Regions from separate parts of the Homo sapiens genome. Here region 1 is linked to region 2. Evidence: chromatin loops called from intact Hi-C (ENCODE). Cell type or tissue: dorsolateral prefrontal cortex. All regions are shown on one strand. Links, peaks and the distances in the headings refer to the core of each region. The heading gives the core; the rest is flanking DNA. Region 1 overlaps RNF13 (ring finger protein 13). Region 2 overlaps RNF13 (ring finger protein 13).

Region 1 (11,331 bases), core at 2,404-7,403, 79 kb before region 2:
TTATATAATTCTACCTTAATATAAAGAAGAATTTTAAGCAACATGATTTTTTATATCCATTACTTACCCTTTTTCATATGTGAATTCATCTTTCAGAGAATTAGCTGATGATTCACCAATAAAGACAGATGGAATGTCAATTTTCTTTAGTACCTCAACTGTATAAAAGAATAATGAAATTATTCTTAAAAGCCCATATTTAGTGTATAATCAACTTTTCTTCATAATAGCAGCAAATGCAACTGGAAACAATTACAATCAACTTTAATTGTCTATTGCTTGATTTTCCAGATTGCAGATTTTATTCATCATCAAAATGGTTGAGAAACATAACATTTACAGTAACAAAGCTAACATTTTGCATATACACATTACCTGAATTCTCTCAATAGTCTATAAGATTGAGATGTAATTTTTATTTTTAATATTTCCATTTGATTTCTTCCTCTCTAGACATAACTTATTAGAGAAGAAAGATGAAGAAATTTTAGGTTTTCTTCCCACACATAACTTAATTCCTAAATGAAAAAGAGAAAAAGCTTCTTTTACATACCCATTTCCAGGAGACGTATAAGCCAGAGAATATAAGAAAAGACAACTTCACAACAATCTAAAAAGTAATACCACACATCTCTGGCTTTCCAGACTGAAAGGCTGACAGGGGTTGAGAAAGGGAATAGGGCAGGAAAGCTGGTTTCTATTTCCTTGTAAGCCTGGCGCTCATGGCAAAGTTTTGTGTTTGATTGGTATCTTAAGATATTTGACTCTTCTACCCATATTCAAAACCAAAATCAAATGCCACCCAAAAAGAATTTCGTCAAAATTACCCATTACTCAGGAATAGAAAGAAAAACAATCCTCTTAATGTTGCTAATAGAAAAAGCAGCCTCATTATTAGCTGTGAGTTAGTTTAACACATTTGGCTTTAGAGAAGGCCCATTTGTTTTCTTTTTATAGTTTTCAAAATAACTTTGTTCTGCATTTTAAAAACAATGCATATTCATTATGCATTTAAAAGGGGGGGAGGCAAGTAAAGAAAAAGAAAACAAAACAAAATCATAATCTTTCCCATCCAAGGACAAATGTTTTATTTAAAGTAATAAGCAGTTCTGTAAGTTGTGACAAATACATACAATTATAACCACAACTACAGTTGGATATAGAATGTTCCATCACCCACCAAAATTCCCTCATACAGTCAACCCCTACCCCCTAAACTTATAAATTACTGATCTATTTTGCTGTTATTGTTTTCATCCTTATAAAGACAAGGTTTAAAATCTTGATATCCTTGGTAGAGTAAGTTTTTTTCACTTCTAGATTGTTTTATGCAAATATAAACGTTCAACTCTCATACATTCTCTCTCTCTCTCACACACACACACACGCACACATGCGCGCACATACACACCAGAAAAAAACATGTAAGCCCCAAAGAGGGCAGAAACAAAAAATATTAGTCAAGAAATATTTAATCACTATTTTTATATCAACATGATCAATAAAATTTTATTTTTTATATCAATGGGATCATATAATTTTTAAAGTGTAAGCTTTTTTTCTACACAATGATACAGCTCAGATATCCTGTTATGTCAATAAATACAGATCTACCTCATCATTTATTTTTATTTTTATTTTTTTAGAGACAGAGTCTCACTATGTTGCTCAGGATGCAGTGCAGTGGCTATTCACAGATGGCACCATTGTGTACTACAGCCTGTAACTCCTGGGCTCAAGTGCCCCTCCTGTCTCAGCCTCCCAAGTAGCTGGGGCTACAGGCATTATTGCATTTTTTTTTTTAATAGATGCAGAGGTATTGTTATAGGACTATATTTTTTTTTATATTTGGGAGATATTTTCTATTTTGCTAAGATATTTTCTCTACCACATATGAGTTTAAAGCTTATTTTATTTGATACTTAAAACTTGGAATTGTATGATGCTTTCTTCTTTCATGAAGATACTATGACAAACTCAAGGAATAACTTTTGGTTTGTAACTACTGGCTAATAATATTGGAAGTAACCTAGCTTCTTTGAATTATGACATCTAAAGAGATGTAGAAAGCTCCTTACTTTAATAAAATGATTAAGAAAAAGGGAGAAAATATTGTAAGCAAATATGAGTAGCCATCTTGAAAATGGCAACATTATCTACTGAAAACAAAACTAAATATGTTTTACTTCACAAAATACTTTTAAAACACTCTATTTTGATCTGTAAAACAACTCTGTGAAGTACATATCGACAAAGATAGATTACAATTTGAATGATCCAGCCCCAAACTCTCCAGATTCGTATATCCAATTGTCCATTCAATATCTCCATTTGATTGCCTAATACATGTTTCAAACAAAGTTTCTCAACTGAACTCTGAATGTCTCTTTTCTCTCAGTCGATCAACTCTGTTTCTCATCTCTGTAAACAGCATAGCCATTCACTTAGTTTCTCAGACTAAACATCTTGGAATCATCCTTGACTCCTCCCTTTCCCTTACTCCCTATACCAAATCCTGTCAGCTTCAAAATATAGCCATATTCCTACCACTTCTCATGACTTTAACTACTAATACTCCAAACCACCATTACTCTTGCCTGGCTGCTGCAGCAGCTTTCTAAATGTTCTCTCTGTTGGCACTTTTGCTCACCTTTCACCTTCAGTGTTCTCTCCAAAGAACAGCAAAGTGCTCCGTTTATGAAATATGTCATATTGCCTTACACAGCTGTTTAAAACTTATTTTTTTTTATTTATTCATTCATTCATTCATTCAATCATTTGGAGACGGAGTCTTGCTCTGTTGCCCAGGCTGGAGTGCAGTGGCACGATCTCGGCTCACTGCACCCTCCGCCTCCCAGGTTCAAGTGATTCTTGTGGTTCAGCCTCTTGAGTAGCTGGGACTACAGGCATGCACGCCACCACACCTGGCTAATTTTTTATATATTTAGTAGAGATGGGGTTTCACAATGTTGCCAAGGTTGGTCTTGAACTCCTAAGCTCAGGCAATCCTCCCGCCTTGGCCTCCCAAAGTGCTAGGATTACAGGCCTGAGCCACTGTGCCCAGCCTAAAACTTATTTAGAATAAATTCCAAAGTCCTTATCATGGCTGACAAGGCCCATCATATTTGACCCCTGGCTCCTTCTCTAACCTTATCCCCCCACTCCCTCCCTTGTTCACTACTCTAGCCATTGTGGCTTTATGCCACACTTTGGAAACACCAAGCATGCTTTATCTTTGAATTGTTGTACTTGTTGTTCCGTCTCCTTGGAATACCCTCCTTCAGAAATCTGCATGACTCAGCCTCTAACTTTAGATCGGTGCTCAAATTGCAATGCCTCACAGAAGCTTTCTCTGACCACCCTATCTAAAATAGCTGCCTTCCTTTCATCTCTGTCATTCTATATCCCCTTATGCTGATATTTTTCTTCATAGCATTTATCACTACTTGACATTATAGCACATCTATTTGATTATGTGTTCATTTCTTCTCTCCTACTCTAGAATGCAATAAAATGATAATAATCACAATAATAATATCTGAACAATCATTAAATGATTGCTAAGAACCAGGAAGTCCTCTAGACACTTAACAGGCCTTAATTCATTCAATCTTCATCGCAACTAAATAACTTAGGTACTATTATTATCCTAATTTCACAGATCAGAAAAACTGAAGCATATAGATATTAGGTAATATACCCAAGGTCATACAGCTACTAGGTGGTAAAGCTGGGATTCAAACCCTAACAAGCAGTACCCGGAAAGTACTCTCTTAAGTACTGCACTCTACTACCTCAATGAAAGATATGAAGGCAGAGCCTCTGACTGCATCATTACTTCCTATAGTCACAGTGCCTAAAACAGTGCAGGGTAGGCTGTCAAAATGCATTTGTTGAAGAAAGAAATCAAAGAAAAAAAGGAAAAAAAAAATGACCCAGAGATATTAACAACTTGACCTGGTTATACAGTTAGATATTTGCACAGTCTGGACTCAAACTGGAGGCTTCTGACTCCTCATCTAGGCTCCTCTCACTCTGCCATTGCATGGGTTTTCTCATATACCTTCTCTCATAAGGTTTTCACAAATTTGTCAGGTCAAATAATTATCAAAATTATTCACACTATTATAGATGAAAATAATGTGCTTATAAAGATTAAGTAACTTTCCTGAGGGCGCAGGTATCTGGTTCACATAACAACTAGCCTGGCTTAGAATAAACACATATTTCCTGGTTCTGAAGTTGGTGTCCTTCCTACCACTTTCTGCTGTCTCCTAAAGATAAAGAATGTTATTGGCTCACTGAATTAATCCATTCTGTTCCTGGCTGAAATAAAAATTGGTATATTCCTTACGTGAAGTGTCAACAGGAAGGGGCTTTTACAACTTCCTTTTGTTTCCAGGCGTTAGTATCTCTGCTTGGTATAAGATACCAGTATTCCTAGGAAAGGCCTTGAAAAGAGGGACAGATACAAGCCTCTTCTGATAAATCTATGCTTTTCTTACCTCTACCAAGTAATAGCAAACATGAAAATGGTAAAGATCTTTACAACATTTGTCTCTGTACATATAAAACGTTTAAACACATGCGCAAAGATGGAGCAAAATATCATAGAAAATAATCTAAGCAACAAAGTCAAGAACCAAAATTCTGAGCAGTCTTTGAACAACAACTCAGTTGAAACATTTCCATGGCAACAGCAGGCTTATATGGTTGTGTGCTACTTTTAATATTGAACATATTTTCTTTAGGAGCTGACATGATTATCACAAAAAGGTTTTACAGTATTACAAAGAAAAAATAAGTGATAAAGGGAACTGACAATTTCAGCCTGCAAAATTTTTACTGAAAACATGTCAAAAGAGTAAATAGTTTACAAATAATAATCAATTTGTTCAATCCAAAACATATTCAGCCCTTGAGAAGGTCCTGAAGGTTTGCTAAATCCTGGGCTTGGGCCTTTAGCAAAACACACAAAGAGTAAGTAACTTGCTCAAAGTTATACAACTGATACAAGTAGGATTTGATTTCGAATTCAGGCCTATCCATTTCCAGACTACGCATGCTTTCCATTTTGCCAGTAAATGTATACAGATCACAAAAGTTACTGACCATGGGATGTATCAACTGGGATAATTTTTTTTAAGAGGGAAATAGTTAAAGGAGAAGTAAAATGTGTCAAATTGGCAGTACTAACATTACCAGTTTATTTGATAAGTAAACTCACTTAAGTAAGTCCTGTAATTCCCATGTAGTAGCTGTCAAACTATTCCTGAAATGCTAAAACTTCTTATGGGTACTTAATGGATTCTACAGTCATGAAGATTTAATTAGCTAGGAGGTTAAAATAATAATTTAAAATATAAAGAAATTAAGAAATGTATTAATAAATTTTACTTTTTACATATTATAATTTTGCCTCACTCTATTAGGGTTAAGAAGGACAAAAATGCCCAGGCACGGTGGCCCACGAATGTAATCCCAGCACTTTGGGAGGCTGAGGTGGGCGGATCACCTGAGGTCGGGAGTTCAAGACCAACCTGACCAACATGGAGAAACTCCATCTCTACTTAAAATACAAAATTAGCCAGGCGTGGTGGCAGGTGCCTGTCATCCCAGCTACTCAGGAGGCTGAGGCAGGAGAATCGCTTGAACCCAGGAGGCAGAGGTTGCGGTGAGCCAACATCGCACCATTGCACTCCAGCCTGGGCAACAAGAGTGAAACTCCATCTCAAAAAAAAAAAAATAAAGAAGAAGGGCAAAAACAAAAACAACAGAAAACACTGTCATAGGCTAAAAGAAGACTTTTTGGTTAAGGAATATAAAATATTTCCTTTTCAGGATGCAGTTATTTAAACTCCTAAATACATTCCAGTGTTTTCTATCAGTCTATAGCTTTATGTCTATACTTTGCTCTACCCTGAAAATATGAATCAATAGGACTTAATAACAAAATATATTATGGTTATGCACTCAAAAGAATAAAATAAATTCTAATCATGAGTGTTGACAGTAAATCATCTTAGTATCAATTAGAAAGGTTTTGATAAAACCCCATAGTGCCCTGAGTAATAGAAACTACATTAAGTGAGGCATACAGCTTCAAAGTCAGTGTCTTATTACAGCCAGTTATGCCACTAAAATTGGCTCGTTTTTCCCTACAAGCTAATAATTAGTAGAGAGTAAAGAAAGACATTCCCATCTGAAATGAAAAACTATGAACATACCAATGTATGACGAAGGGCTAATAACCAACTGGTATAAGGAAGCACAAGTATGTGGCTTTGGAACTCCAGCAGATTATAGCAGCTACTTAGTGTATGTGCATACCCTAAAATAATGCTGTGAATCTCTAAATAAATTACAAAACACCCTCTATGGCATTCTTAACTCAGCATGTTTATCCCTATTAAAGCTGTTTCCCCCATTTTGGTTTTTAACAAAATATCAATAAATAAAACATATATGTTTAAAAAAAAACTGTTCAGAAAAGAAAGTCATTTTCATCTCTACTATGAATAAAATCATCCAGAGTTAAGAATGAGGGATTATCTGATAGAGAAGAAATTTTGCTTTTTAAAAAGAAAATGAGAGAAGGAAAATCCTGTTAATTTTTAGTTACAAATGATCTGTCAAACAGGAGAGAAGAAAAGTGATACCTGTACTTACTGTCGTTGGATCCCATGCTAATGAGGTCATCAGAATCAACATTGTGAACTATGGCTGCCTTGTATCCTGCTCTCTGTGCATTTAAAACCTGCAAAGCAAAAAAAAAAAAAAAAAATTATGTTATAAGGAAGACAGTGGTTTGTCTTTTACAATTGATTATAAAAACTTACTGAAGTAAATAAAAGATGAGGATACAAGCTAAAACATTAAAAGGACTCAAAGCATTAATCTGTTTTGCTCTAAAGAGGTAGAAACTTGCTGTAATCAGGCTTAGGAGTTACCAGACCTTGAGCATTCAATTCCCACCTCTGCCATGAATTAGTGGGATGAACTTGAGCAAATTACTTCTTTTGTAACCCTCAGTTTCCTAACCTCTGAAATGAGAATGACAATATTCTTGTCATATGTAAAATAATATTTTAAAAATGCTTAATACCATGCCTAACACACAGAAATGAGTCAGATAAAACCAATTCATATCACTAGCTTGATCATCCAAAATATTCTGTAAAATTCCTTTACAAAGCTTTTTAAAAACTTAAAAATACCTGCAGGCTGAAGTTGCTTACTCTGGTTCTATCTAGCTATTTGATCTTTCCTAAAGCTAGCCTCCAAAATAGTAACCTTTGTACCATAAGAATATAGTTGGATGTGTGGCAGAATTTTTTTACATGAAAGATCTGGAAAGTGTCAAAACATGTTATTACGTCTCACTTTAAAAATAATATTCTGTTATAAGTAAAAATAAACCCAGACCTAAACTACTTATTGTATGACCTTTAGACTATTAGCAAAAATGAAGGATCAGATAGATCATTATTTGCATATTGGTTGAATAAAATAAAAATTAGGAGGGCAAACATATATATACATAGTTTTGAATACTTGAAATACTTTTGAGTATATATAGTTCTGGATACTAATGATAGTAAGAAACTCTTGAAATACATTACCTTATGAGCATTCCACAATGGTATGTCTCAGAGTGTTTGAGTGTTAAGTGTTTTTAAGAAACAGGCATATTAATTTTTTAGAAGAATTTCCAAGTCTAATATTAGTTCTGTTTTAGTTATCAGCATTATAATGATTCAACACTCTGCTATAATTCAATAAAAATAAAACCTGAGTCATGTTCCAAAGGGCCAGGGAAAGCCCAAAGAGTCAAGTTCCCAAATGTAAAAAGGATGTGCAATTATTCAGACTGGATCTGAAAGCTAGGTAAGAGAAATGAGGTCTACATATTCAATCCCAGTCAGGTCAGTTGACTTGGCACAGAGAAAAATTATCTTCTACATTATTCTTGACTTCTCTAAAACTATCCCACCAATTCAAGTTAGATTTCTGAAAGAGACAACAGTGTGGATAAATCAGAATAATATTATCCTATTACTAAAAAAAACTAAATCTGTAGGAGATATGACTGCCCCAAGAAATTAATACTTTGTTTATCTTATAGCCTCCATAGCACCTATGAAATAGCCTGACACAGGGTAGGCCAGTATTAAATATTACTTGAATCAATTAAACGTACTTTTTAAATGTGTTTAAATTAATAGCTCATATTATAACATTATAAACACAGGAGATAAAATCAGGCAGAAAGTGATTTTTTAAAAAACTAATTAAAATAATATAAATTGTTTGTTGGCACAGGACTTACTGCTCTACTGTAGGAATGGCAAGAAATCACCAGTCAACAAAACTGTGACAAGTATGTTTTAGAGTTGTGCAAAGAAAGGTCAATAATCAAAAAAGTAAGTTTAGCATTTTTGCATATGAGTACATGTTTTATTTTTAGGTGGATTTTGTTATCCAACTATGAATGTTGAGAAAATGCCAGTCCCCCACACCCTCTTCCCCTTAGATATCACTACTTTCCAAAGGGAGGAAAAAAATAATCTCTTAAGAATGTAGTCTATAAACTTTGATTATTTGTTACATACATTAACTTATTATTTCTGCATTATATTACCATGGCAGTACAGACTTCACTTGGCTTTTATTTAAACAAAAGTATACTCAGTTGGGGTTACTATTAGTTTATCTGATGCTTTCATGACCATTTTAACTTTTCCCTAAAAGCTAACCAAGGAGCTGAGGAGAAATGTTTCTTTCCACACCCAAAAAGTAACTGTTGCCAAAGACACAATTTAAGAAATATAAAATTAGACCAATATCAAAAGCTGTTTCCTGCTAATACAAAACTTAAGTTTTAAATTTCTTTTTAAAGCCAACCAAAGCACATAGTCATTGAAATTACATAATTTAACTTTTTTCCCTGAATAAAAATATGTGTGAAGGCAAACATGCAACATGTTAGAACACAGAGAAAAGTGGTCTCAGAAAGCACAACGAGTAAAAACTGTGGCTGAATTCAGCAAGTAGTTTGCTGAGCTTACATAATGAGTAAGATAACTGTATCCATACTAGGCACAATGTGGAACTTGAGGATCAATCAGAAAGTCATTATCCTTAAGGAAATTTCAGTACTCATGGGTAGCCAAACAGGTCAGTTGCTTTCTTGACCCTGTGTAGAACTGGCTTTGTCTTCTGAATGCCTGTCAGTACTTCAAATTCCATTATCTCCATGAAGCTTGCCCTGTCCTGTACCCCTATGCCACATGTACCTATATTAATTGCTCCCTGCTTAGAGTATTTACGTTAATCTATTTATATTTTTCTTCAAGATCTTATATAGTGTCTTATACTTACACATATACATGTCATACCCCAGGGGTCCCCAACCTTTTTGGTACCAGGCACTACTTTTGTGGAAGACAACTTTTCCACCGGGGGAATAGTTTCAGAATGAAACTGTTCCACCTCAGATCATCAGGCATTAGTTAGATTCTCGTAAGAAGTGTGCAACCTAGGTCCCTTGCATGCACAGTTCACAATAGGGTTCACGCTCCTACGAGAATCTAATGCACCACTGATCTGACAGGAGGCAGAGCTCAGGCAGTAATGCTTGCCGGCCCACCGCTCACCTCCTGCCATGCGGCCCATTTCCTAACAGGTACGGGACCACGGCTGGGGGCTTGGGGACCCCTGTACTATCCCAATTCCCCAACAGGTCTCCAGGGGGTCCTTAAATCTGCGGTTGTCTACATATAAACTTTTCTGGAGAGGAGACAAAGTAATAATCTTTCAAGAGGCTTTCTCACTCTCAAATTATTAAGAATCATCTATATACATGAATGGATTTATAACAGTCCACCATGTTTAACTAAATCTAACCATTAGGCTTTTAAAACTGTACCAAGCAACTTAGGAGAAATATGTCTTTCACACATCCAAAATGCACTTGTTTCTATAAATACACTACAAAATTATATCAATATCAAAAGCTGTTCTCTGTTAACATAATAATAAAACTCCTAAAATAGAAACCTTAGGAAACCACTAAAATGGGAAGAAATTCTGTAGGCATAAGTGTGATCTCCAAAAAATAGATGCATGTTTTCAAAAATGTAGCAAGTATGAAGGCTTTCCCAAGGTTTTTGTTGTTGTTTTTATCGATTTTTAAAATAAAGAAATGAAATTAAATCAAAGAACACATTAACATATGGACTAACAGGCTTATGAATACAAACAAGGAAAATACATCCATGTTTATGAACTATAAAACTCATGTGTCAGTCAAATTAAATTACATTTTCAACTAAGCAGCAGCTGGTATTTTTAAGAACACATGAGGCAGAAATAAATGTTAAATCATTTAGTAAGCATTTGCAAAGTTTCCCATTCATAAAATGCAACCTCAAACACATGGTGTCAGATGGAAGCAAAGAACTTAAAGATTCATGAAACAAAGCATGCACAGTGAACAAATCTAAATCCAAAACAGCCACCAAAACTGAAAACTACATTATAAAGCCTTCTAAATTGTATTGGCAATCTGCCTTTTTAAGGAGACTGATCAGAGCTATTAGCCCAAATTGTGGTAAATGCACTGAGTATTTTACATCCAATAAACAAATTACATGCAACTAAATTACATAGACCAGGTGGCACCTAACCAAGAGGTTTAAAGAAATAATGGAACTGTTGGCTTGTTATTATAAATAGCCAGTCTGTCAGAAGATAGCAGACTGCTAATAGAAAAGTCTTCAATAAGACAGGTTCTAAAAGGAACCCTGGGAACAACACAATAATTCATCTTATTTCTAGCCTGAACAAATTTATAATACTGACACTAATAAAACATGCCTTATAATAGAGATGATTATGCTTTTGAGATGATCATGAATAGAGACCTTTTAAAAAGAAATCTCTGTGTGCTAGTGCTTTATACATGTTATCTCTAATATTCAATACAACTCCACAATGTAGATATTCTTTTCTATAGTTTAGAAATGAGGAAAGATAGGTAAGTGTAACTACCCTAAGGTCACACTTAGGCAGAGCTGAGATTTAAACACTGCTTTGTCAGGTTAGATAGAGAAGCATGGGGTTGCCCAATGGATCAGGATGAGGCTCAGGATCATTAACCTTATGTAACATTTTACAAATGTCTAGAAAGAGGAATTGAACTGAGAAAGCATCAAGATGCAGATAACATTAATCTTAAAATCTTGTGGGCAAAATAAAACCTATAAACAAAACAACACAAGCCAAGAAGAAATGTGTTAAAATATTGTGTGAAGAGCTGATAGAAACTTA
Region 2 (11,331 bases), core at 4,843-9,842:
GGTGGCTCATACCTGTAATCCCAACACTCCGGGAGGCCGAGGCAGGCGGATCACCTGAGGTCAGGAGTTTGAGACCAGCCTGGACAACATGGTGAAACCCTGTCTCTACTAAAAATACAAAAATTAGCCAGGCGTGGTGGTGCCTGTAATCCCGGCTACTTAGGAGGCTGAATCACTTGAGCCCAGGAGGCAGAGGTTACAGTGAGCAGAGAATGTGCCACTGCACTCCAGCCTGGGCAACAGAGCAAGACTAAGCCTTAAAAAAAAAAAAGGGTTGCTGGAGCCTGGGCAACATAGCTAGACTCTGTCTCTACAAAAAATACAAAAATTAGCCAGGTGTGGTGGCATGCACCTATAGTCCCAGCTACTGAGAAGGCTAAGGCAGAAGGATTGCTTGAGCCCAGGATTTGAGGCTGCAGTGAGCTATGATCGCCAGTGCACTCCAGCCTGAGCAACACGGAAAGACTTTGTATCTTAAAAAAAAAAAAAAAATCAGGAAAAATAACTAACAGGTACTAGGCTTAATACGTGGGTGATGAAATAATCTAGTCAGCAAACTCCCATGACACAAGTTTACCTATATAACAAACCTGCACATGTACTCCTGAACTTAAAATAAGTTAAATTAAAAAAAAAAAAAAGAGGATGACCTCTGACCTAGTTCTTTTGGAGCTTTTTGATACAGACATACTTACAAATGGACATTAACTAGACATAATCATATAATCCTGTATGTGTTTATCAATCTACCTAACTATATTTGTGTGTATATCTTTAAAAAAAAAAAGCCCCAAAGGAAAACTAGGACAGAGGTCATTTCCTTTCACAAAAAAAAACCATATATTTTTTCTAGTCTAGGATATTATTCATGTATGTTTTTAAATGAAAATGTTTTACATTATACAACAATTTGATTGTTATACTTATCAGCTTCTAGAGGCTGCCAACATCCTTGGCTTGTAGCCTCTTCTTCCATCTTCAAAGCCAGCAATGGCAGATTAATTCCTTCTTATAGCACATTATTCCAAACTCCTCTTCTGCCTCCCTCTTCCATTTTTAAGGACACTTGTGATTACACTGGGCCCACACAGATAATCTTCCCAACCCGAGGTCCTTAATCACATCTGCAAAGTTCCTTTTCTCATACAAGGTAACATATTCACAGATTCCAAGTATTATGATATGGACATCTTTGGGCAGTCATTATTCTGCCTACCACGGTAATTATCACATTTCTTGGCAACATTCTAATTTATTCATTTACTTATTTATATCAGTGTGGAATCACAGATTACTGTTTTATTCAATGGGTTATAATCTGCTATTGTATTATCATTTTGATGTCCAATTGTTTGGCCAATGGAGGCTTATTCAAGCTAGCTTTTGTGTCTTTTTGATATGTTCCCAACATTCTTGAGCACCTCCTTGTTTTCTGGCACAAGATTTTCCAGTCCTGCCTTGTACTTTTCCTGCCCCAGCCCTGAAATCAGCCATTTCTTTAAAGAGAATATTGTTGTTTATAGGAATATACAGCATCAGAGAAACAACTTTCTCTCAAATAACAAAAAACATAAAGGTCTTTGTATTGTTTTTACAACTTTAACTCCGTAGCTACTTCAAAATTTTAACATGTTATTTTATTTTAATAATATAATGTCTTCCAAAGTTCAAAGTAATCACTTGTATCATATTGTATTATGATTTGTATGCTTTTTTACTTGAAATTATAACAAAGATTTTCCCTTGTTGTTCAAACTCTTCATAACCACTATGTTAACAGCTACTTTGTACTGCTTTATATGGCTGACACATGACTTTGTCTATTTTCTTGCTGTACAACATTGAATTGAACTCTTACTATTACAAATAATTTTCCAATGAATATAAATCTTTCCATACTTCTGATTATCTTCTTGGGATAGATTCCTTGACATGGAATCACTACACCAAAGAAACATTTTAAGACTTCATACATATTGCCCAATTGCTTTCCAGAAAAGAACATTCCTATTTATATTTCCAAATAAATGTGCATTTCATTGTATCGATTCTCCTTTTTTGGTCTTTTGTTGGTGTTAGGTGAAATTATAAATGACAAAAATAGCTAATATTTATCAAATGCTTACTACATATCTGGCTAAGTCCTTAATATACATTATTTATTTTAATCCTCACAACTCTATAGTAGGTTCCACTGTCTTTCCATAAATATAGGAATAAAAACTTAGATCAACAGCATAAAGTGCTTAAAACAGTGCCTAACACACAGCAAGCACTTTATAAATATTTCCTCTTATTTTTAAGTGTTTTAAGTGTTCAGTTACTTGCCCAGTAATACTTACCTCTTAAATAGTGAAGCTAGGATTCAATTAAAAGTCTGTGTCATGAAATACTGCCCTTCCCAAATCATCCAAGTATTGCATAAATTTGCATTTCTTTAATTACTTATGAGGTTGAAATTGTTCACATTTCTATTCATAATGAAATTTTAAGGCTATTTGGAAACTTCAAGAAAAAACAGAAAAACTAATGTATATTAATGGTAATTTACATATTCAAATTAGCTTCTGTTCTAATTTTATCTTTATTATTCATGGATCTCTGTACCAGACTCTGCGATAAATATGGTTTATCCCTGAGGCTTTCTGTGTAACATCAAAATTAAGTTGCAAAATAATTGTAACTTTGAAAATGAATTACGTATTGACACTTCTCTCCAAACCTAAAGAAAATGAAATGATCTACCTTCTTTAATAATGACCAAATATATGTAACGTGATACCAGAAATGGAATAGCCCAAGTATAGTAAGATAATAGTTCAACACTATGCTAAAAACATATTTCATAGTTTTCACATTCAGGGAAATCAGACATCTTACAGATCAAGTTCTTTAGTGTTCCACTTTCCACTTTCTTATTTACCCACGTGATTCAGCTTGCACATGGAAAAAAGAAAGTAAATGACTGTTAAAGGCAATAAATGTTACACACAAAATCCATTGTGTTTCTACATACCAGCAATGAACTATCCAAAAATTAAATTAAGAAAAACTTCCATGTATAATAGTATCCAAATGAATACAATACCCAGGAATAAATATAACAAAGGAGGTGAGAGACTTGTACACCGAAAACTATAAAACACAAAAACAATGCTGAAGGATATCAAACACACATCCAGGTACTCAAAGACTTAACATTATTAAGATGGCAATACTACCCAAAGCAATCTACAGATTCAATATATTACCTATCAAAATTTCTATGGCCTTTTATGCAGAAATGGAAAAGCTGATTCTCAAATTCATATGGAATTGCAAGGGGCCCTAAACAGGCCAAACAATTTTTAAAAAGAAGAACAAAGCTGGAGAACTCACATTTCCCAATTTCAAAACCTTACCACAAAGCTACAGTAATCAAAACAACATGGCACTGGCATAGTGATAGATATATAGACCAAAGGAGTAGAATTGAGCATCCAAAAATAAACTGATACATCTATAGCCAATTGATTTTAAAGATGCCAAAGACCATTCAATGGCAAAAGAACAGTGTCTTCAACAAGTGGTGCCGGGACAACTATTCACATGCAAGACAATGAAGTTGGAATTTATACCATATACAACAATTAACACAAAATGAATCAGTGACCTAAATATAAGGAGTAAAATTATAAAACTCTTGGAAGAAAACATAGGGTTAATCTTCATGGCCTGGGATTTGGAAATGGATTCTTGATATGACACCAAAAGCATGGGTCAAATAAATAAAATGGACTTCATCAAAATTCAAAACATTTATCTATCAAAGGACATTATCAAAAAATTGAAAAAAAAAATCCACATAATGGAAGAAAACATTTGCACATTATATATTTGATAATGAACAGTCTAGTATCTGGAGTATATAAAAACACAACTCAATACAAAAACACCAACAATGTAGTTTTTTAAAAGGGCAAAGAACTTGAATAGACATTTCTCTAAAGCAGATACACACATGGCCAACAAGCACATGAAAAGATGCTTAAAATCATTAGTAATCTGGGAAACGCAAATCAAAACCACAGTGAGATACCACTTCATACCCATAAGGATGGCAATTATAATTTCTTAAAAACAGAAAATAAGTGTAGGCAAGGATGTAGGGAAATTGGAACCCTCACACATTGCCAGTGGGAATGTAAAATGGTTTAGCTACTGTGGAAAGCAGTTTGGCAGGTCCTCAAAAAGCTAAACAAAATTACCATAAGACCCAGCATTCCATTCTTGGTATATACCCGAAAAAGTGAAAACAGGTTCTCAAATAAATCCTTGGACACAAATATTCACAGCAACATATTCATAATAACTAAAAGGTGGAAACAACCCAAATATCCATCGATGGATAAATGGATAAACAAACTGATATATAGACATGGAAAGGAATATTCTTCTGACATGGAAAGGAATATTCTTCTGCTATGAAAAGGAAAGAAGTACTGATATATGCTACATGTGGGTAAACCTTGAAAACATTTTGCTAAGTGAAAGAAGCCAGGGATAAAAACTCAAATATTGAAAATTCAATTTATATAAAATATCCAGAATAAGTAAATCCATAAAAACAGAAAACAGATGTGGTTGCCATGAGCTAGGGGCATCAGGGAATGACTGCTTAATAGGTATGAGATTTTACTTCAAAGTGATAAAAATGTTTTGAAACTAGACAGAAGTGATGGTTGCACAACACTGCAAAGGTACTAAATGCCACTGAACTATTGCTTTAAAATGGTTAATTACGTGAATTTTTACCTCAATTTTTTTTCCAAAAAAAGCAATTAACATTTATAATCCATGTTGGATAAATGTGGAAATTATAAGCAGCTCTTCCTCTTTGAGGGTCAAAAGAGTAAATGACAAACATAGTAAGTATGCAAATAAAGTATTCTTCAACATTTAATGAGGTGTTTCACATCTAAATAAAGTAGATGTTTCTCCCTCATGACTTCATTCAGAAATATTCATTTATCACCAGCTCCTCACTAGGATTATTTCCCGGTGGAAATTCATTCCCTCTATAAAGTTTACCTGGATATTTCTATCATTAGAAACAGAGCCCGGGCAGGGAGTGGTGACTCACGCCTGTAATCCCAGCACTTTGGGAAGCTGAGGAGGGAGGATTGCTTGGGGCCAGGAGTTTGAGACCATACCAGGTGACAGAAAAAGACGGTCTCTTTAAAAAAACAAAAAAAAAAGAAAGAAAGAAACTGAGCCTGAACTACATTCACTTTCAATCAATTCAAGGTCAACGTATTTCTAACTCCTTAAAAATGATTCTAAGCCAAATTCTTGTAGCTGACCAAGAGCTCTCTTACATCAAAGCGCAAAACATCCCAAAATTTCAGTTTTCTTTTCAGTTTACATTAATGTGGCAATAAACATTTAAATGTTTTAATGTCTGAATATTTCATAATTATTAATATTTAATAATTATTAACTCTATAACCACAAAATTGACAATGTTCCTCAGACTTTATTTCAAAGTTAAAAAGACTGATTTCCTCAGGAAGATCTACATCGTTGAAACAACTAGAAATAACAAATACCTTCCTCAGGGAACACCTTCTCTTAAAAGGAATATAAAGGTAGATATAAAAATGCCTGATTATGTTACTGCCTGCATAAAATTCCTTAACAGATTAAGCAGTTTTCAGAATACAGCTCAGAACTAAACTGTGGTTTAGCACAAAGTTCTTCATAAACTGGCTCGTCTCTGTATATTTAGCTTAGTCCCTTGCCATTCCTCCAGTCTTTTTCTCTGTAACCATGAGCACTTTCTCTTCTCCCAGACTCTCATTATATGCTTCTCTATGCCACCAAAATGCAACACAACTAAATGGTCTGTCACTCCCATTATTCCTTAAGCTCCTTAAAGTTAGGAGCTATACATTTTCTAATTCTGTATACAATACCTAGCATCTAGCACAATATCAGAGGCAAGTGACTGTTGTATAAATTAAAGTATGAAAGTGAGTATTATGATCCATTATTAAGGTCTAAAATACTATGGCTTATTTTTCCTTTACATAATGGCAATGGGGGAAACTATATATTAGGTAATATTTTGCTCTATTTTAAAAAATTACAATGTAATCTTACCGGTAAATAGCATCAACAAATTTTGTAGACATCTTTTCTTAAACATTAGTTTATTAACTAAGAGTATATATTTAGCTTGATGCTTATTCAATGGAAGCTCATGCTTGGCTCTATATTATCTACGTTAGTGAAGTGAAACATTAGTGCAAGAGATATTTTACAAGAAGTCGTAAAAACAGATTTTAACTGGACAATTCCAACTACTTCATTTACAGGTGAGGAAATGAACTGAGAGGTTAAGATATTTATGCAAAATCACCCAGCTAATTAGTGGGAATGTTGGGTGACACCCAGACTCCCATAATGTTGATGCTTTCAGCTACAATATAACTTTATTCCTATTCCAACCTCATAGATAAGCCAGGGGATTCTCTTTTTATTTTTATCTTATTTTATTTTTTTGAGACAGAGTCACGCTCTGTCACCCAGGCTGGAGTACAGTGCCGCGGTCTTGGCTCACTGCAACCTCCGCCTCCCAGGTACAAGCAATTCTCCTGCCTCAGCCTCTCAAGTAACTGGGATTACATGAGCACGCCACCACATCTGGCTAATTTCTGTATTTTAGTACAAATGGGGTTTTACCATGTTGCCCAGGCTGGCCTCGAACTCTGGTCTCAAGTGATCTGCCCACCTCAGCCTCCCAAAGTGCTGGGATTACAGACATGAGCCACAGTGCCCAGCCGGATTCTCTTCTTCTCACCCTCAATCTAGGGGGTATATGGGTCCTTAATACATGCCACATTTAACTGACTCCTTTAATCTTTAAGATGTAGCCTCTGCCTTAACACCTTCTCCCTGTAATAAACATTTGATGAGTACCTACGTTTGTTGAGCATTAAACACATCTAAGCCATTCCACTGGGAGGAAGGGGAAAAGGGAGAGACAAATGCGAATAAGAAAGACATGGTCCCTTCCTTCAAATGCTCTGCAAAATTAGTTACAATCTGGTATAGTATTCATTATTACCATCTGCTTAAATAGGTACAAATACATAGTACGAGAAAAATCTAATTACCGTCTATTATGAAAATGCACCTTATTTCTCCCATTAGCAGATAAGCTCCATGCAGGCAAGGATTTTTCTCTTTAGAACAGTGCCTGACAAAGAAGGTACTCAACAAATATTTGAGTGAATAAATGCTACAGAAAAACCCCTAAGTAGTAGGATCCAAGTAATGTTTCCAAAAATGGTATGACAAGAAAAGTAAACCTTCTTCTCATGCTCAACAACATTTTTCTGTTGGTTTACTGAGAACTTGACAGGAAACTGAAAATAGTTGAGATGGATATATTTTACTACTTAATTCAACATCATGCTCTACCCAATTGTACCAAACCCTAGAAAACCTTCCAAGAAAGGAAACCTACAGTCCTTCTATGACTTAGTCCTGAGCCCTTTTTCAAGTACAAAGGGTCTCCAGATGTTTTCCTTTTTTTCTTATAATAGGTTCTGGGATCTCTGTGTTTGCCCCCCACTTGTGAAGATAATAATACTGGTAACAAAAACATCTCAATTACTATCTATCATGTACCAGACCCTTTTCATATATTAACTCAGTATTTCAAAACAACTCTCAGAATTGGTATTGTCATCAACATGGTTTTACAGAATGGGAAAAATGGTAAGCCTCTTATCCTTTGAGTGTCTTCTTCCACAATCCTGGCTATAAGTAAAATACAATCTCATTAGCTGCACCCTGACTTTCATTGTTGCCCCCCATAACAAGCACACAGAGTCTCTGATTCTAAAGGTTTTGCTATTAACCAATTCAAGGTAACAAAGACAGGATAATAAAAATAACAAATCTGGAGATGTTCAAATGTTCAACAATTCAGCATTCAACATATGTTTATAAATGCCTGGTACCACACAAAAATCAGACTCTCAAAATTCTTACGGTGAGAATCCCTAGCCTCCAATTTACTAGCTATTTTTTGAATAAATGGGAGCCTTGCTAGGTCTAAAAGTTTTTCCTCCCCACTACCTTACCTCCTGATCTCCCAGGACACGAATCAAAATACACTAAAGGGAAAAATAATGGGTGCATCTTCATTGAGAAATCTGTACTTGTGAGTAATTTAAGGAGTCACATCCCTCTTGTGAAACTCTGACCCACAGAGGAGTGGTTACTTTTAGGTCATTTCCTTACAATGTAAGCATTTGTTCTCTTCCCTTTTCATAGAATACACAGAACTTCCAGTTTTCATTCTACATTTCCAAACGTCTGAACAACTCCTCAGCTCCAAAAGTAAACTCCCTATCATCCTCTCTCCTCCTAAATCTCCTTCCACCAAAACCTGTTCTTCATGATAATATCCTTATTTCTGTTAATAACATCACTATCCTCCCAAAAATTTGTCCTAGGCCTATACTCTGGTCAGTTCCCAGTGTCAATGTCATTATAATGTCAACATCTTTCAAATCTATACCTTCACTACGATCATCACTTCTTGCCTCAACTACTATAATTAAATTGCATGGTATTCCTACTTCTAGGCTTCCACTCTTCCATTGGACCTGTTCACAAATTATTATCCATAAAGAGAGTTTCTTCTTAACTAAAAATCATATATAAAATCTTTAGTCTGACATTTAAGAATCTCCATAATCTGTATCCATCTATCTTTACCAGTCTGGTCCTTAAACATATATCCTTACCAAATGTATTCTGCTTTTCCTATCTCTATACCTTTGCTTGGGCAGTGTCCTTATGTGGAACTTTTTTTTTTCCACCCTCCTTCAACTGCTAACAATCTTTCAAATGACCTCATCCTCAATGAAAAAAAAAAAAAGGCTAAGGCATATAATTTACTAAACATATACGCCATCTGATTGCTTCACAAATTATCTGAATCCCCACAAAAACAAGTAAGGAAGGAGTTAAGGAAATTGAGGAGGAGCTTCCCCAAGGTCACCAGCAAGTACGAATCCACAATAGCCCCACAGCATTCCATATTTTTTAATGAAATAAGACACAAAAGAGACAGACGTTCTGTAGTCAGAATACCTGTGATCAAATTCCAGCTACTCCACCAGCTACTTGTGTGAACTCAGAAGTTATGTATCTGTGATGCCTTAATTCCCCCACTTCCCACTTAGAAAATGGGGATAAGACAGGCATGATGTATCACACCTGTAATCCCAGCATTTTGGAAGGCTGAAGCAGGTGGATGACTTGAACCCTAAAGTTTCATACCAGACTGAGCAACATAATGAGACCTTGTCTCTACAAAAAAAAAAAAAAAATTTAATTAGCCAGGCATGGGGGTTTATGACTGTAGTCCCAGCTACTTGTCGGGCTAAGATAGGAGGATCCCTTGAGCACGGGAGGTCGAGGGTGCAGTGAGCCATAATTGCTCCAGCCTGGGCAACAGAGCAAGACCCTGTCCCAAAAAAAAATAAAAAGGAAACAACTTACTATCTACCACATCAATGACTGTAAGAACCACCTGAGATATTATAAAGCACTTAGAATTGTATTTGGCTCATATTAACCAATCAATATTAGCTACATTACTGTTTTGTTGTTGTTGATATACTATGCTATATAAACTTTGACAATACCAATCATATGCTGTGTTGTTCCCAAATCAACTTTTGTGTAATGTAAAAGATTCATAAAAGTTTAATATTTTACTTTTATATATGCTCAATAAATATCTATAGAATACATACATTTTTGAACAATGACTCACCAGTATGCTTTATTAAAAGGAATTCGCTTCTAATTTTGTTTCCTCTTTTGGGAAAAGTAACAATGCTTACCAACTTTCTTCCCCTTTTTATGTCATGTGAAACTATCATATGCAATGCCATATGGTAAACATGACAAATGGTGCAAAACACTGTTTTGACTGAAACTCATTTGCCTCCTGCTAAACATCAATTCCCAGATTTAAAAATATTGTTATTTAAATGCCAACCATTTCTAGGTCACACCTACATGAAGTAAGCAAAACATACCATGATAGTTGACCAAACTATTTCATTTCATACATCTCTTATGGCAAGAACTATAAGGCATAAAATGCCTTCCTAGCCAACTTAACTCAAAGACATAAATCTATCCCTTTAGTCATACCCTCAGGCCTACCCTCACTTAGCTAAAGTTAGTGCCTGTAAAAGTTCTGATAAATCTACGTTATTCTGGAATGCAGAAAAATATCAAGGGAAGAAAGCTGAATGCTAGCAACAATTTATGCCCCTCCAAAATTATTGAGAAAATTAGCTTTATACAAGCATAGATGAGAACTTATCCCAAACCCTTCAGTATTATACCTCTCAAACCAAGATTCTGTCTATGATTTGCATTACACATAGAGACAAGATGTCAAGCTGCCTAGCTTCAAACAAAGGCAGAGGTTAAAAAAAAAAAAACTAATAAAACAGTTCTCATTCCCTACATAGAGAAAAATAACTGTGCCTCTCTCCAACAGTTTCCAACAAAACAAAAAAAAATTATGTAATAGACAAATTTTGTTTCATTTAATCCTCATAACAACTCATTTCTTATTTACGGAAAATGTCACAGAATTAGTAAATGGCAGAGCTGAACCCAGCTTGACTCCCAAATTTGGAATTTAGTATTTTGAAACATTTGTTTTTGCCATAATCCATAATACACTTTACATTTCCATCTTCCTCTTGACACACACATACTGTTAAAAACTGAAACAAAAGCTTCTTGCCATAATATTTACTTTTATTCCATACAATGTCCTCTGGTATTTTTTCTTTCTTTATAAAGCTTATGTCAATGTACTAAATTGATTCTAAAATCTATTAATGAATCCTTATGGGCCCTGCACTACAGCACTGCACTACACTTCCTGCACTACAGCACTGCACTACACTTCTTACCTCCTGTTTAAAGTTCTTTTTAATTGCTATCACTGTCCAGTTTTGTTACTTCGAGATGGAGCTAATGTCCACCCATTAAAAAACTGTGCTTAAATAGCATAAACTCTTGAAAGCCCTACCTTAAATCTTGAATTGATCTGTTTCTCCAGAAGAACTCTTTGGAGGCACAGCCACCTTACTTATTTATATTGTATCAAAAACTGCAGATGTTCTCCTTGGAGAACAAACACATCATTGTTGAAAGGAATGCATCAGTTTTCACTGTTTCTGCTGCATCACTGACGAACAGTAATAGCCGGGCAGGTTTGGGGCAACAAGAGAGGACCCG

The links. A loop is a pair of places that touch in the nucleus more often than their neighbours do. Peaks named below come from ENCODE experiments on the same cell type or tissue, not always from the same donor. Only the 100,000 strongest peaks of a DNase experiment are listed, where the experiment ranks them.
Region 1: it touches region 2 in a loop (2.8-fold over the local background); 2 of 110 quality-filtered maps call a loop at or near these places.

What each region holds. Positions count from the first base shown.
Region 1 is chr3:149,890,899-149,902,229 of GRCh38, reverse strand. RNF13 (ring finger protein 13) reads right to left here. Exons shown (of 10, transcript NM_183381.3): 5 at 6,670-6,757; 6 at 68-158. Among named protein-coding and RNA genes, the nearest start is that of PFN2, 74 kb to the left of the region's middle. In dorsolateral prefrontal cortex, for the core only: no CTCF peak of the experiment used is centred there; no DNase peak of the experiment used is centred there; H3K27ac peaks cover 2,476 bases.
Region 2 is chr3:149,814,123-149,825,453 of GRCh38, reverse strand. The region is part of intron 1 of RNF13 (ring finger protein 13); the gene reads right to left. Among named protein-coding and RNA genes, the nearest start is that of RNF13, 6.6 kb to the right of the region's middle. In dorsolateral prefrontal cortex, for the core only: no CTCF peak of the experiment used is centred there; no DNase peak of the experiment used is centred there; H3K4me3 peaks cover 1,654 bases; H3K27ac peaks cover 2,625 bases.